Regions from separate parts of the Homo sapiens genome. Here region 2 is linked to region 1. Evidence: chromatin loops called from intact Hi-C (ENCODE). Cell type or tissue: heart left ventricle. All regions are shown on one strand. Each heading gives the region's core, and the rest is flanking DNA. Links, peaks and the distances in the headings are about the cores only.

The links. Hi-C counts contacts between places; a loop is a spot of excess contacts. Peaks named below come from ENCODE experiments on the same cell type or tissue, not always from the same donor. Only the 100,000 strongest peaks of a DNase experiment are listed, where the experiment ranks them.
Region 2: a loop joins it to region 1, with 5 times the contacts of the local background. A loop is called at or near these places in 45 of 110 quality-filtered maps.

The regions. Positions count from the first base shown.
Region 1 is chr13:31,534,904-31,540,295 of GRCh38, forward strand. No RefSeq gene overlaps it. Among named protein-coding and RNA genes, the nearest start is that of RXFP2, 200 kb to the right of the region's middle. In heart left ventricle, for the core only: a CTCF peak has its summit at 3,339 (motif pointing right); no DNase peak of the experiment used is centred there; H3K27me3 peaks cover 281 bases.
Region 2 is chr13:31,734,992-31,740,383 of GRCh38, forward strand. RXFP2 (relaxin family peptide receptor 2) reads left to right here and starts at 4,535. Exons shown (of 18, transcript NM_130806.5): 1 at 4,535-4,715. The coding sequence starts at 4,622. In heart left ventricle, for the core only: no CTCF peak of the experiment used is centred there; no DNase peak of the experiment used is centred there.

The DNA of each region.
Region 1 (5,392 bases), core at 232-5,231:
GGGTGGATCCACCACTGGGCCAGAGCACAAATATGGGCTATTTTCCCTACTCATCTTCCTTCTGGCGGAAATTCAGAATTTTTAACCCATAATCCTTTCACATCCAGTGTTGGGTGGATTATACTTTGACCCACATTATCTCATATGACCCTCTTAAAATCCAGTGTAGCTATTATTATCTTAATTTTATAGATAGAGAAATTGGTGTGCAGGGGATAATTACTTATCCAAGATTAGTAACTAATGAAACTGATGATGACACCCTTTCCTCCATGGAGGAGGAACTTCACAAGGAAACGTGGCCCAAATGGAGTTTACTGATTCATTTCCTCATGAGTGACATGAGTAGAACCTCAGGGCTCCTCTCAGCCTAAGAACCTGTATTTGTAAGCTCACCAAGAAAACCTCTGCAGGACCATGCCCTTTACTGTGCATATCTGAAACAACATCAAAATTCCTTGGAGGTGATTATGATAATAGATACAAGAATAATTCTGAGAAATGCATTCATTTGCTCTCTGAAAAGCTGTGTGTTGTAGTTTTAACCTTCTTGGAATTATTGTCTGAAATTTCTGGGACATAATTTTTGGCACCAATTGCTACAGAATCAGAACAAATGGCTTTGTAGACTCAATATGTTTACATGATAATGTGTTAATTTGATAATTTTATATCATGGAATATTGCTTATTTTCATCTTCAGAAATGCAATTGGTATACTGATGTAAAATTCATAAAATTCAGAAGATTGCTTTGGCTCTGGTCTTCGTAATAGAAGTTTTGTGATGCCTTAAAAAAATGTATTAATGTTTTGCCTTGAGGCCCTTGGCTTTCTTTATCATCTCTGTCTCTTCTACCCCTGCAATAAGTGATTCCCTAAAAGCATCCCTATGTTTTGTGCTATCTTGTTTTGTCCTGTAGAATTAATAAAAAAGGAGCTGTTGGCAGCTTTTGTGGGCAACTCCTCATGTCTTTTTGGGGTCCCCAGGTGCCTGATGAAGCCACCCCTGTGTCTTTTGCTTCGTTACCTTCTACATGAAAAAGGGAATTAAAAGTCATTTCCACCTGCCCTGCATTTGCCTTGTGGCTTCAAGAATATGAAAACTAATCAAAAGTGGAAATTGCAGCTTTTTATAACATCTCGCAGCAGGGGCCTTTTCTTTAAAAAGGCAGAAAAAAGAAAATGGAACAGAAGAATTGACAGTTAAACTCATAGGGCCCCAAAACCTTCAAAGTTTCATCTCTAGGGTCTTCTGAAAAGAAAAAGCCTGTGCTCTGGAGGTTTTTACCTCCAGGACTTAATGTACGAAGATGCTTTTGACACTTCAAAGGGGTTTGATGTTTCACAGTTATGGGCAGATTTCCTCAAAGTTGCATTTTGCCTGATATGCTGTTCAATGTTGTTCTTCACATGGGCGATTTCAGCAAGAGCTACATTCTAACCTCTCTTAGATCTTGAAAATCACTCATCCTGCTATTCTAGGAAATCTAATCTATCAACAGCTGAAAACTTCACCTAAACACCACGGACTGGGTGAAGAAAGGAAACAGATGATGATTTTTAATTACTGCCTTGAGTCAGGTGCCCAGAAACGTCTCCCCACTCACTGTCCTGCAAATGGTTTTTAGGGTGTAAGGAGAGCTATGCATATTTTGGTTAGTAAGAGTAAATCTGTGTGTGTGTGTATGTGTGTGTGTGTGTGTGTGTGTGTGTGTGTGTGTGTGTTTTGATGTACTCCCTGATTCCTTCTGTGAGCTTCAATTTCATTTTGTCAGCTCCAGGATATCTGTTCTCAAGAAAGGAAATTTGAGACACCTGAATTTTGCTGTGTTTATTGCTGTTAATCTTTAGTGCCTCTCCCCTCCAAGTATTTACTGAAAACATTGTGTAACTTATTTGGAAGAATGTCGATACCTGTATAACATTGCTCAGAGAACTTTTAAAAATCCACCAGAGAAAACATCTGACACACAAAAAATATCTTAAGTCTCATTCACACACACACAAACACACACACATACGCACACACACAAATTCCTTGAAAGAAACTCAGAAAACCACGGAAAAAGAAATAAGATTTTGGATGTTGCTGGAGACAAACTGCATCAGAGAGATTAATTTTAAAAGCATTTTATGGTTTTCACACAGCTTAGCATGGAAGAAGTGACCAGGTCAAGAATGGTCTTCATTTTTAGTAAATTAGGCAGGATGCTCTGAAGCAGTGGCTTGCTCTGATTCTCTAATTGTCTTTCTAAGCATTGGTTTTATGAAATCTTACTGCCCATCCTGCTGACAGCATAGCACACAGGGCAGAATTCAAGCTCAGTGTGGATGTGTCCAGCTTCAGGTCAGTGAATCAGTGGCAGGGTCACATCCTGAGTTTACAACCTTTAAATTATGGTCTCCCTGCTCTACAGCCAGGGAGCTCGGTTTTGCTATTTCAGGATACAAGCTATTGATTTGTGAGGCAATACTTCAACAATTAATCAAGAAATAATTATTCATGGAGCATCTTTAATTTGTTGTATATTCCCTGGGACTGATTGGGAGTACCCTTTATCTGTCCTTGCATAGCTGATGCTAATCTGGTTGGGGAGAAGCTTTGTTTAATATGTATTAGACACTAAGCAATGAGCAAGCTATGCCAGTCAATACTATCAATGTAATTAATGTTGTTAATATGCAACTTTTTTTGGGGCTCACATGAGAGTAAGATCTATGAGGGCAGAAACTATATAGGAAGGCTTCCATCAGAAAGGCGATTAAATGAGCCACAGGGAAAAGGAGATGCATTATTGGCTGGAGTGGGGTGGTAGAACATAGAATAGAATAGCCTACTTAGGAAAAATCATATCTGAATAGAAGTGTAGGTTCATCCTATACCTCCACCCTCATGTTCCTGCATAAATCGCCACATAGTCTAAGCTTCAGCTAGGAGCTTAGACCACTTTTGACCATTTATTATTATCTTTATTCATTTTTATTCATGTTTTCATTCAATGAAATGAATATTTATGGAATGCCTGCCTAGTGTTAATACTTTACCAGTCACTGAGGGCTCAAGGGTGAGTAAGTGGCCATGGTTGCATGCTGGTTATGAGCATGGATTTTGGAGTCAAATAGACTTGACTAAGGGCTGTCTCTGATAACTACCAGCTGAACAAATTATTTAAATTCTCAAAGCATCATTTTTGTCATTAGCAAATAAGAATACCTCACAAGGTTGTTTATAACTAGAATTTTGCCTGGCCTTCCTCCTTATCAGTTTTTCTCTATAGAATAATTGCTTCCTCTTTCCTGAAGTTTTGGGATGTTTCCGAAAGTGGAAGCTGTTTGATATGTGTCCTCCAGAGGGCAGTCCCCTGCAGATACTCTCCCAGATTCTCAGGACTTTCCTGACTTCTAGCCATCCTATAGACCGGTGTTGAGCTCTTCCTTTGATTCTGTGAATTATTACACATCTGTGTGTATGATATGATCATGGTCCTGTGCTTTAGAAACATCTCTCTGATGTGGAAGAAATGAAGCCGGGTATTTTGCCCAATTAGAGCTGCCTAGACTAGCTATAATCTCTCTAATAGTGATATCCATATGCAGACAGAGACAGATTGAGTAGTCAAAAATGCTTTAGCTAAACCAATAACTCACTCAGCATTTATAGGTTGAAATTAATTATAGGAGAAATTGGTTCCTGTCTTTTTATAACTTAAGTGGAAAAATATAATCTTCTATAACAAATGTTATAGCGTAAGTGGTTGGACTATTCAACCCTATAACTCAGCAGTTATATACCTTGGAAGGTCTATTTTTTATCACCTTAAATACTAGTAAACACAGACGCTTTATAAAGTGATAACCAGGAGAAGATGCTGTACATTTGTAATCTTTAGAACTCAGCCCCACTTGGCTGGCTGCCAACAATGCTTCCAACTTATTGTGTTTTCATGGCCACAGGAATGTAAACATTCCATAACCTCTTCTTCCTTGTCATTCCTAGAAGAGCAATTTGAAGGCAGTATTAATAATGCTTCACGTATATATCCCCACAGGGTTACTTTCTCTTTCTTTGCAAGTCCTCATGCTAAATACTGTCATAACTCACTAATCTATAACCAAGGTCAGTAAAGATTTAAAGAGGATCCTCTTTGATTCTACATTGGACATTCTATAGAGAATCAACTGAAAACAAGATTGGAGACATTCTGGAGATGACAGTCATCTGAATATGAATAATGGAAATGGGAATGTGTTAAGAAGTACTTACATGATGGACTCAATGAAACTTGGTGACTTATTGGGGGAAAGCATTGAGGGAAAATTAGGAAAGAATGAGACCAGGGATAACACCTAGGTTTCTATCTTAGGTAACTCTGGATGATGGTGACATTATATGAATCGGAGCACAGGTGGGGGAACGTATTGGGGGGTAAGATGATGCAATTCTGTGTGGGCATGCTGCATTTGAGGGCTTGTTAACTGTGTAGTGTATCGAATATTCTGGTTTCTTCCTCCTGGATCCCCTCTCTGCCTGATGAATGCAGGAGTGACCATGTGGACCTTCCAGGCACAAGGCTTAAGAGCCAGATGTTTTCCATACAATCTCGGTCTCAGACGAAAAACAACGTAGAGTCTCAACTGATTTGAGATGAGTATGTAGTGTAAGCAAGGCATAAACCTATTTTTTACCATAAGCTGCTGGAATTTGGGATCATTTATTTCCTCAGCTCAATGTAGCTGATATTTACTGTCACAACATCTAAGTTACGTCTGTGGAAAAGGCACCAACTCTCAGAAGAGACATCAGGACTGAAGACACAGATTTGGAAATCTTCCTTGTTTAGATGGTAGCCATACTTACTACAGGGGGTGCTATTTTCTAGAGAGATTACAGATAGATTAATAAGAGAAGGGAGTCTATATCAGTGAAGGTCAAACCAAGCCAGAAATAAAGAAACCACATTGGGTATTTAAAACAAAGATAATTTAATACAAGGAATTTTGTGCATAAGTAATGAAAGAGCTGAAAAGCTAAACTATGACACAGAGATACCATCCGGAGATTAGCAATAGCAGCAAGTCACCACCACCCCTGGCCAGAAGGACAAAGAGAGGAGGGGGTATGACCAGAGACCCGAGTTCAAGGTCTTTGGCAGAAGGTGGGACCACAGCAGGCCTGTTACTGAGAACTGGAGCCACAGAGTAACACAGCTACTGCTGGAGACACCAGAGGAGACAGACACGGGGGGAGTTAGCCTCCCTGTGATATAGAGAATCACTTACATTTTAGACTTGATCTTCCCTGCTACAATTATGTAGCAGTAATCTGATTCCCCCTTGGAAACTAACCTCATTCACCTGAGCCAGTAAAGCAACCTCCTGTCTGTCTATTGG
Region 2 (5,392 bases), core at 53-5,052, 200 kb after region 1:
TGAAATGCTATCAAACTTTTGGTCTGCATTTTTCATTTTGGTTCTTACCTAACTTCTTAGTATTCATATATCTTGTGCATGACTTTATTTTACACTCCTGTTAAAAGATCGTTTTGTTGGGTGCACAATCTTTAGTTGTCAGTAATTTTTTCTCAGAACTGTGAGCATTACTACACTTCTTCTGGCTTCCATTGCTGTTGTTGGCAAGTCTACTAACATTCTAATTTTCCCTTTGTAGGTGGTCTGTCTTTTCCCTCTGGTTTCTTTTATATTATACAATTTCAAAACTGAATGTCTAAATATGGATTCATTTTATTTGCCCTGCCTAGTAGATGTTGTCCTTGCTATATCTATAAATTCTTGTATTTTATCAGTTCTAGAAAATTCTCAATAATTATCTCCTGAGATATTATCTCCTCTTCTTTCTCACTAGTTTCTCCTATGGGGACTATAATTAGCTGTATGTTGAAATTTTTCCTGCTTTCCTCCTAGTCTCTTCTTTCATTTTTTTTTTCATTCCCTGTTTATCTATGCTGCCTTCTGGGAAGTTTCTTCACTCCCTTACTTCCATTTACAACTTATTTTCTCAACTATGTTTTGACAGCTCTTTACCCTATCCACTGAGTTTTAAAATTTTAGGAACATATTTTTCATTTCTGAAAATTCTCTTTGTTGCTTTTTGATAGTTTCTTATTCCTTAATTATTCTTGTGATTGCAGTCTTTAAATATTTTACATTCCATAACTGATCATTTCGATATTTGAAGTACATGGGGTTCTAAATTTATTGCTTTGTTTCTGTCAACTTTTACCCATATGTCCTCGGTTGATCTTTGATAATGAGCTAATATTTAGTTGATTTTAACCTGGATAAAATCTAGGGGTTTCAATTAAGAATATTTTTCTTATACAGTGTGCATTTCTTTTGCAATGGTGCTACAGGACACCGCCTTTCATGTCTTTAGCCTGATCCTTCGTGGAAGCTTTGGCTTAGCTCTCAGATTTGGACACTGACTCAAGGCCTAAAAGTTGTAGTGCTGATATCTGCATTTTTTGCAAACGAATCTTGCCTTTTACATTTGTTCACTCTGCTCCATTGCCATTTCAGCATTTGGTTCTTATTTTTGTCATGTATTTTCCCTTTAGACTCGATTCCCCTCATTTTGAAGACTGCAGAAATGCAACAAAATTTTTTTATGCAGGAGCTGTTACAGTATTTTCAAGTAAGAAGTCTTTTCAGTGTATCTAATCTACCATACTGCCAGTAGTGGATGTCTCAGGGTTATTTTTTACTCTGGGTTCGTGGCTATGCTCCTAATAATTGAGCTTGCCAAGAGTTGAAATTCCCAGACAAATGGAGCATGACTTAAATTATTTAAAATTTAGAACATCAAAGTTAGAACACTTAAGCCCAGGCATGGCGGCTTATGTTTATAATCCCAACACTTTGGGAGGCTGAGGTGGGAGGACTGCTTGAGCCCAGGAGTTCAAGACCAGACTGGGCAACATAGGGAGACCCCACGTCTACAAAAAATGAAAATAAAAAATTAGTGGATGTGGTCACATACACCTGTGATCTCAGCTACTCAGGAGGCTGAGGTAGAAGGATTGTTTGGGCCTGGGAGGTTGAGGCTGCAGTGAGCAACGATAGCACCACTGCACAAGACCCTGTCTAAAAAAAGAAAAAAAAAGAAACCTTCATTTAGACTTTCTTGATCAAAATGGACCCTGTGCCAGAACTAGTTTGCTCAACTGATGGACACACTGTGTTGACTATGCTGATGAGATCATGTGATTGTTAGGTTTGCTGTGCCCACAGGGTGCAAATAAATCTTACTGAATAATGACAATGCTATAAACTCACACATAAAGGCTAATATATAGCTATAATCACAAATACTTAGCTAGTATGGCTGAATTCCTCAGATTTTACTATAACTTGATTTATGATAAGGAGGCTATTCAAGTGAGCATTGACATTATTGGCCTGCTATCATGAGCTTGGGATTCTGATGTTTATTATTCTATAATTTATCTTTTTGAGGACAGATATTATCTATTCATATAATTTGTTCTTTGAATATCACTATGTCTTGTTTTCCCCAAAACAGAAAGTGATACTAACTGCTAATGGATCAGGTTTTGTGAATAAGAGGCTATATAAAGTGAAAAGGCTATAGAAGTGAGAAATGTTTACAAGGCTATACTCTCATTAAGTAGAGTAAGTGTTTAGTAAATATCTTAATTGAAAACATTAATTTGGCAAGGTAATGAATTATAGCCTATATAAAAAACAATCACACAGTTATGAAAATGTGTTAAAATTAGGGTTTCTGACCATTTTTAAGTAAATTATGTTCTTGATTTAAGAATTTTATATTTAACAATGGTTTCCAAGATGTACACAAAAATTACAGTAGAAGCTAAGAAAATGTCTGTGCCCTCCCCCCATCACATAGAACTAGGTAATTAGTACTTTCAGTAAATAAATTCCCTTCAATTAGCCAGAATTATATTGAATTGTGCTATATAGTAAATAATATATTCACATGAGGTTTTATAGTATTACTGCTAAAAGTATGGGTCCTACCAACAGGTGACTGGAATGAAGGGATGAGCTGATTCAGGCAAGGATCAATAAAAAACACTTGCGCAGATTCGAAGTTACTATCGAGTGAGAATCAGTTTGCACAAGTCTTTCATCTCAGCTCTGCATGAAGCACTCCTTGGAACCTCCTTACCAACTGTGGCTTTAAGAATAGACTACATTCATTCACTCTTATTTAAACACATACATTATATCCCTGTGTACATGTCAATCATTTCAGTTTCGGTGCAAAAGGCTGGATATTCACACCAGATAAGTCAAAGTTAAAACATATTAAATGAAATGGTATTTCAAAGCTTGCATGCTCTACCTTTAAAAACCAGTGAGCCAAAGATGTTCCTATTATTTATAATTATTGATTTCTGAAAGTTTGTGTTAATACATTTCAAAGATTAACATTGAAAAGCCTAACAGAAAGGAATAACGATTCAACTTTTTGGCAATGTAAATCTATTGCTAGGGCTCGATATCATGAATAAATCTTAACTAATTTCTTTGACATCTTGACATTTCTTATTTCTCCAAAAATTACATTTTCATAGAAAATATATTTATACTTCAAATAGACTTATGATGGTATTTAATTGCACTTAAAAACTCATGCTCAAAATTTCAGTACCAGAAACTAGCATCCATCATCTCGACAGCAAAACACAAAACGTAAGAAAAACTAATCATTCCTTTAAGTGAAATAAGGCAATTTTTACCTAAAAAGACCTTGAGGTTAGTGAGGGAAAAAAAGATGCTTGAAATGTAAGAAAAGATCCTGAAGTATTTCTTTTCATCTTTATTCTCTCTGTTGCTTTTTCTTTTGATTTGAAAGATCAGATGAGACCACATATAAATATGTCTGGGAGGTGTCTTAGAGAACTTAACTCACTTCTTAAAAAGAGAAAAGAACTAAATACATTATGTGATAAATAAAGTATTTTTTATTGTACATTCTGTTTGAATCCTTGTTCTCTCAAAGGCTAGAATGAAAGAAAGAACAAGGAAAACCCCGTGTTTTATGATTTGTGACGATAATAGTCACCACAAGGTAGTTTTTTTCAGTGTTGTTAGGACACAGTTAACGACAACATATAAGAGAATCTGCATCGTTCAGTCACAAAATCTTCTCTTCAAATCAGAACTACAAACTGTATTCTAGATAGATATTTCCCTGTTAGTAAAATATAAACTCAGACATGGAAATTCTACATCTTTTTGGAGAAGTCTTAATGATTACACTAGGATCAACAGAATCCTACAACCAAAAGTCAATTTTTATACTTTTAACTTGTACTAACTATGCTGTTGAGAAAGCTGCTTTCAGGATGTAAGAACTAAATTATAATTAGTGTTTTCTAATAGGTGTGCAATACAGAGCTGGAAGCAAGAATAAAATTATTCACTTCAAGAAAAAGGAATATGATTATGCGGGAAGTATGTGAAGTGAAAATATTGTATGAATGTTTTACAGTAATTATTTAACACAATGCCATATATTTAAATTATCTTTTCATATGTCATTTGAAAACATTTAGGTACATTTGAATAGAAGTGGGTGTTCTTTGTGTATCTGTCAATAAGTAGTTTTTTACATTTGTTTATTGCATGAAAATATAATTGTAAAGGGTTTCATAGCCTATTCAGTGTAAGCCTATATCCTTCATATTTGAGAACTTCGATGTTTGGATTTAAACAGAGCAAATTGTACATGCTTTGGAGGAAAAAAATTTTTAAGTGATTAAAAAATATTTCTTATCAGATAATACCAAAGTCCTATTATACCTTCTTTTACACACCATAATGAATTAGTGATCAAGAACACAACTGTAGATTTAAACTAAAAGAAACAAAAAAGAAAGAACAAAAAAGACAGGCTGCATAGTGACAAGAATCCATCTCCCTTCATGCCAGTGAGGTTCTAGCTGTGAGCATGCTCAGAACATGGGAGGCACTGAACTTACTACATCAGAACTCCTGCTGAGGTATAAGAGGATACGTCTAATAACTCAATTGCTGTAAACCTATGATTGTTTTTCTGGTTTTTAAACATCTCTTCAGCCTCAGATTGATTACAATGTTCTTTCTACTTCATTTCATCGTTCTGATCAATGTCAAAGGTAAGGTTGCTACTTTCTCGTTTTAAATGAGTGCAATTCCCAAAAAATACATTTCTATGTAGTTCTATGGCAGTTGTAATAAATATATTGGGGTGTTTAAAAAAAAAACAGACATCAAATTTGCCTGGTATTTGTCATTATCTTTCATTGCTTGTAGTCCCACACAGCCTAGTAATTTTTAGATGCAACAAATTTTTCATGGAAACAAGCCTTTGTATGTTATTAAAGCTGTAGATAAAATATGTCAAAAAACAATGTTGACTATATCAATTAAAACATAGAAAACATTTTTGGCATTTGTTCTGAAAAGTGTGACAAATTAATAAACTAAAATTGTGTTTTGTGGAATTTCAACCTGTTGAAATATGCCCATAAAATTCAAGTAATTATTAGTAACTATCTTGCGTGAACATAATTAAACTGGGAACTCCAAAGCCACAGGCAGATCTAAAAAACAGTATCTGTCTCTAAGAGTAAACCTCTCTAAAATAAAGTTATTAAAAGTCTATACAAGTGCATTTACTTAGATAATTTTCTTTTGTTTTTAATTTGTGGAAATTTTTATTTCAGTCAAACTCTTAAGTTTCAAGTCAGTACCATTTTCATTGTAAAGCTCACCAAAAAATAAAACCTAAATCTTCACTTGTTTTTAAATAAAAAGATACGTTGTCAGCCTA